2 separate regions of the Homo sapiens genome follow, and region 2 is linked to region 1. Evidence: chromatin loops called from intact Hi-C (ENCODE). Cell type or tissue: Caco-2. All regions are shown on one strand. Links, peaks and the distances in the headings refer to the core of each region. The heading gives the core; the rest is flanking DNA. Region 1 holds the start of ACER3-AS1 (ACER antisense RNA 1). Region 2 overlaps ACER3 (alkaline ceramidase 3).

Evidence for each region. A loop is a pair of places that touch in the nucleus more often than their neighbours do. Peaks named below come from ENCODE experiments on the same cell type or tissue, not always from the same donor. Only the 100,000 strongest peaks of a DNase experiment are listed, where the experiment ranks them.
Region 2: it touches region 1 in a loop (7-fold over the local background); 5 of 110 quality-filtered maps call a loop at or near these places.

The regions. Positions count from the first base shown.
Region 1 is chr11:77,035,043-77,037,956 of GRCh38, reverse strand. The region is part of intron 1 of B3GNT6 (UDP-GlcNAc:betaGal beta-1,3-N-acetylglucosaminyltransferase 6); the gene reads right to left. It overlaps ACER3-AS1 (ACER antisense RNA 1), which reads left to right and starts at 2,273. Exons shown (of 3, transcript XR_007062792.1): 1 at 2,273-2,389. In Caco-2, for the core only: no CTCF peak of the experiment used is centred there; DNase peaks (open chromatin) are centred at 1,218 and 1,556.
Region 2 is chr11:76,961,576-76,964,489 of GRCh38, reverse strand. The region is part of intron 3 of ACER3 (alkaline ceramidase 3); the gene reads right to left. The region is part of intron 1 of ACER3-AS1 (ACER antisense RNA 1); the gene reads left to right. Among named protein-coding and RNA genes, the nearest start is that of B3GNT6, 71 kb to the left of the region's middle. RefSeq lists an enhancer at 1-1,088 and a silencer at 1,310-1,369. In Caco-2, for the core only: no CTCF peak of the experiment used is centred there; DNase peaks (open chromatin) are centred at 909 and 1,369.

The DNA of each region.
Region 1 (2,914 bases), core at 228-2,727:
TCTTCTTCTTCTTCTTTCTTCCTTTCTCCTTCTTCTTTTTTTTTGAGACAGGGTCAGACTCTGTCACCTAGGCTGGAATGCAGTGGTGTGATCGTGGCTCACTGCAGTCCGCACTTCCCAGGCTCAGGTGATCCTCCCACCTCAGCCTCCCAAATAGCTGGGACCACAGGCATGTGCCACAGTGCTTGGCTAATTTTTTCTATTTTTTGTAGAGACAGTGTCTTGCCATATTGTCCAGGCTTGAGCTCAAACTCTTGGGCTCAAGTGATCCTCCCGCCTTGGCTTCCCAAAGTGCTGGGATTACAGGTGTGAGCCACCGCACCTGACCTCTCTAATAATAACCTTTAATAGTGGAAGGCCTCTAGGGCTCTGACTTAGACACTCATTTCACCTTTGTCCAAGATGGTCTCCTTCACTGTTAGGACCTCCGAGCTCCAGAGCCACATGTCCATCCAGCCGCCTGACTTAACAGCTCCATATGGCTGTCCACAGCCACCTTGGATGCTACTTGAACTCTCATCTTCCTCCCCCAAGCTGTCCCGGAGTGCTGCCATCCCCTGGGTTGTTCAAGCCCAAAACCTTGCTTGACTCCCTCCTTCCCCTCGTTTCCCCACCCAAGCCCCGTTGATTCTCTCTTCTGCATTTTTCATCAACCTACCTGCTTTCATTCCCTCTATCAACAGGTTGATCCAAACTAACATTCCCGCCTCACATGAAGTAGCGTCCTGCTTGGTGTCTCTACACACCATCTTGCTCTCGGCCGACCTCTCCCCTCCCGCAGCTGGAAAAACCTTTGAATTACGTAGATTTATGCCGCTTCTCATGCTCTTTTCCTTAGCTTCCCTGTGATCCACCTGGCCTTGCCCTCAGCCCAGTGACAGCCTCAGACTGCCAGACCTCTTGCTACCTCAGAGCTTTTCCTTGTGCTGTCCCCCTGCCTGGATTGATGTCTCTCTCCCTGCTCTGTCTACTTAAGAACTCAGTCTCTGGGTCCACTTGACAAGGCATATTCTTGGGGAAGCTTGAATGAAGCCCAAAGGAGACCAGGTACCCTGTTAGACATTCTCAGCATGTGATTTGTTTAAAGATTATCTTCCCTCCTAGGCTGTAAGCATTTTAAGGATAGGGATCACACCAGTCTTCACCGTTGTATTACCAGCACCCTGCATAGGGTGGGAGGTTAGGACAGCCGAGTAGTAGGAAATGCTGGCTGCCTGGATTCAAATTCCACTGCCACTGCTTTCTAGTGTTGTGATTTTGAGCACGTTGACTTAAGCTCTCAAATACCTGCCTCTGAAGAGTTACTGTGAAGACCAAATGATAATGTGTGTAAAGAATTTACTATGGTCCTTGGCACATAGTATTCAGTAAATATTAGCTGTTAGGATTATCAAGGTGCCGATAAATATTTGCTGAAAGACTGCTTTTCGAAGAGTGTGTGCTCAATAAATACTTCCAGGTATTTTGCACATAGGTGTTATTGCACCGAACCCTATTGCTTGTGTATTACAGTCCATACACAATGTCTAGCACAAAGCAGGCATTCAGTGAAAGAATGGGAGCAGTGAACTACAAATGCAAGTGTGAGAACCCTGCAAAAGTGTGGATGTAATCACTGAGTGCTGATAAGAAATACTAGAGTATTATATAGTATATTGCTCTTCACTTATTCCTGCTTCTGTGTTAGAGGCACTGTGAGAAGAGGGCTTGCGAGATAAGCTATGTCTCTTTTACCGTCAACTGTCTACTCAGTGCGCAGTCCTGTGCCTGGCACATTTGGGGAATGCAATATTTTTTTTTCAATGAATGAAAGAATAAAAAAATGAATGAAAACAGAATTTGGAGTCTGAATAACTGAGTTTGAGCCCCAGCTTCTTTCCTGAGTTAATCTCCTAGGTTTCAATATCCTCATTTGAAAAATTGAGAAAGTTAACATTCATTTTTCAATGAAATAAGGAGAGAATCCTGTTTATGTTAACGTGCTACACAAATACTAGTTAAAAAAGTTAAGCATCCCCCATCATTTCTGGAAAGAAAAATAATCTTCTTAATGTAACAATAAATCTTGTTTCAAAGAAGTTTGCGTTTACTCTGATAAAACGGATAGAAGATCTTGGATCACAGCCAACTTCTGATGTAAAGGAAAAGGTGTTGGGCAAGGCCCTGTTCCCAAGGGCGGTGCTGGCTCGCTCACCTCTGTTCTTGGATGCCACACTGTGCAGCCTGAGGGCTTTGACTTGCTGTGAAGTATTGGGCATTTCTCTCTATGGTTCTTTTTCATCAGGCATCCTGGAGCCCATGCACCTTAAACTTTGCCAGCCTCTGCTGGCCCTGATCCCTTGTCTCTCAGGACACAGCTCAAATACCACCTCCTCCAGCTCACCTCACGGTAAGTCCAGGTCAACATAACCTGTCTCCTTGTTGATGTCATGGCTGTTGAGTAGCAAGTTTGGTAAAGAGGACAAATCTGCCACTTACTCCATCCCTTTGAACCTCAGGTTCCTTGTTTGTGAGACTTTGGGCAACTCCTTTATCTCAGTGTCTCAGAATTATATGAGTTAATTCATGTAAGGCATTCAGAGCCATGCCTGGCATGTAGTAGGCACCAGAATAACATTAGCAGTTGGCTAACACAGGAGACCATCTTTTTATGGATGAAGTCTAGCCTTCTCACACAGTATGGTATAAAGTTCCTCTTTATAAGCTTTATAAAGTTCCTCTGTGATCCTCTAACTGCAGGCATTTCTCACTCTGTTTATTGCCCCACACATATTAACACATCCATTTATTGCTTGCCTTTGCAATGCTATTCACTCTGCCTAGAATTCCCCTTTCTTTTTCTTTTTCTCGACTCAGTGCAACCTCAGGCTCCCGGGTTCAAGTGATTCTCCTGCCTCAGCCTCTCTAGTAGCTG
Region 2 (2,914 bases), core at 258-2,757, 73 kb after region 1:
TCAAGCTTCATGCTGGGAGAACCACTACTCTCTTCAAAGCTGTCAGACAGGGACATTTAAGTCTGCAGAGGTTACTGCTGCCTTTTGTTTGTCTGTTCCCTGCCCCCAGAGGTGGAGCCTATAGAGGCAGGCAGGCCTCCTTGAGCTGTGGTGGGCTTCATCCAGTTCGAGCTTCCCGGCCGCTTTGTTTACCTACTCAAGCCTCGGCAATGGCAGGCGCCCCTCCCCCAGCCTCACTGCTGCCTTGCAATTTGATCTCAGACTGCTGTGCTAGCAGTGAGAGAGGCTCCGTGGGCGTAGGACCCTCCGAGCCAGGTGCGGGATATAATCTCCTGGTGTGCGGTTTGTTAAGCCCATTGGGAAAGTGCAGTATTAGGGTGGGAGTGACCTGATTTTCCAGGTGCCATCGGTCACCCCTTTCTTTGACTAGGAAAGGGAATTCCCTGACCCCTTGCACTTCCTGGGTGAGGCGATGCCTCGCCCTGCTTTGGCTCACGCACATGCACTGCACCCACTGACCTGCACCCAATGTCCGGCACTCCCCAGTGAGATGAACCCGGTACCTCAGTTGGAAATGCAGAAGTCACCCGTCTTCTGTGTCGCTAACGCCGAGAGTTGTAGACTGGAGCTGTTCCTATTTGGCCATCTTGGCTACTTGACCAGGTTTCTTTTCTTAACGCAGCATAATGTGGCTTACTTTTCAACCTGACTTTGGTATAGCATCACATGACAAGGAAATCAAAGGACCTCTTGAGACTCTATTGTCCTGAGATAGGAATAATACAGGGTGGAGAAGAAATTCCAGGCAGCAATTTCACATGACTTAGAGTCTTTGGGCTGGTAAGATCCTGAAAAACAGGGTGTGGACCAAGCTGGCTAAGACCGATTGGATCCAGCATGTCACTGGATTTGACCGAGGTTTCACCTAGGACCTCATTATATGCTCATTAACATACTAAACCACAAACCCAGCAGCACCATTGAAATAGGTCAGGGTCACTGGTCTCGTTGTCTAATGTGTTATCCGAGCTTGTGGTCTCAAGAAAATTAAGGAGTGTGGACCCAAAGAATGAGGTTGGAGGAAAAGTTTAATAAGCAAAAGAAGAAAAGCTGAATTGAAAAGCTTTCACAAGAAACTGCTCTCATGTCTGTAAGTGTTTGAGAAACTTATCTATGCATAACTTCCCTTTATGTAGTTGTGGGTATGTCTCTAGGTAAGCATAAAGTGAAACTTTTTGTTTGTATAATTGTGGTTTTGTTTAAAGTAAGCCCCCCTCCTCCCTCTGCAAGTTTCCATGGGGCCCACTGTGTACATGTCTGAAAAGGGGAGGAAACTTCCTGGGAGCTCGCTAATCATACAAAGAGCAAAAGGCTTCTATGCTGGACTTTTCCTGCCTTGCCTGCTTATCTGTGGCTTATCTGTGCAGGTGCACTGTAGCTGCGATTTTTCAGGCAGGCAGCTTCTACAGTCTGAGTTTTTCTCCAAGCTGCTCTATCTTGCCTGTAGCTGTGATTTTTCAGGCAGGCAGCTTTTCCAAGGACCAGCCTTAACCGTTTACCTAACTAATTTTTCCTTTTCTTCTCCCTCACTATGACAGTTCCAGGAACACCTATTGGGTGGCACCACAGTTCTGATAAATCTCTACCTTTTTCCAGGAATTTTCATGAATATTCCATTCCTTGGTTAGAGAAACACATAAAGGTAGCAGCCCCAAACCCCACTGCATGACACTCTCTCAAGTACACCTGCACTCCCTTGAGTGTGTACTTTTACTCTTTGCAATAAATTTCTTTACTTTCATTATTTTTCGACTTGTCCTTGAATTCATTCTTGTGATGGTGCCAAGAGCCTAGACATTGGCTAGGATAGAGGTCCACTGCTGTTTGGGGACTTCCCCCAGCCCACCAGTATCACACCATGCCATGGTCACTAATATTGGCTCAGAATAAACCTTTAAAAAATACTTGACAGGCCAGGCACAGTGGCTCACGCCTGTATTCCCAGCACTTTGGGAGGCCAGGTGGGTGGATCATCTGAGGTCAAGAGTTCAAGACCAGCCTGGCCAATGTGGTGAAACCCCGTCTCTACTAAAAATACAAAAATTAGCGAGGCATGGTGGCGGGTGCTTATAACCCCAGCTACTCAGGAGGCTGAGGCAGGAGAATCGCTTGAACCTGGGAGGCAGAGGTTGCAGTGAGCCGAGATCACACTACATTCCAGTGTCACTCTGGGCGACAGAGTGAGACTCCATCTCAAAAAAAAAAAAAAAAAATTAGCTGGGCATGGTGGTGCACGCCTGTAACCCCAGCTACTCGGGAGGCTGAGGCAGGAGAATCACTTGAACCTGGGAGGCAGAGGTTGCCGTGAGCCAAGATTACACCACTGCATGCCAGCCTAAGTGACAAGGGTGAAACTCCATCTCAAAAAATAATAATAATAAAAATTAAAAATAATAAAATAAAGATATTTGACAGGGTTTAGTTTTTCCATTAACACATATAATTTTGATTTGTCCCATTAGTGATGATTAGGTTGCTTGATTAAGGTGTTTCCCACTTGGCTTCTCCACTGTAAAGGTATTCTTTCTCCCCTTTTTAAGTATTTTGTGGAAAGGTACTTTGAAACTATGTAAATATACTCTTTAACATCAAACTTTTTCTTTATTCATTTATTTATACTCATGTATTATTTCATTTAATACATCATTTATTATCTAGTATGGACTCAGATTTCCCATATTACTCATCGGGTTACATTATAACTATTATAACCCATTACCATTTATTTTGATGCTCAAATTGCCCCATATTTGGCCAGCAGGAACCTCTTCAAGTTGGCTTCAGTGTCCTTTTGACATATTCCCATAATTTTTTGAGCCTTTCCATTTTTTCTGGCATAAAAAGATGATCTAGG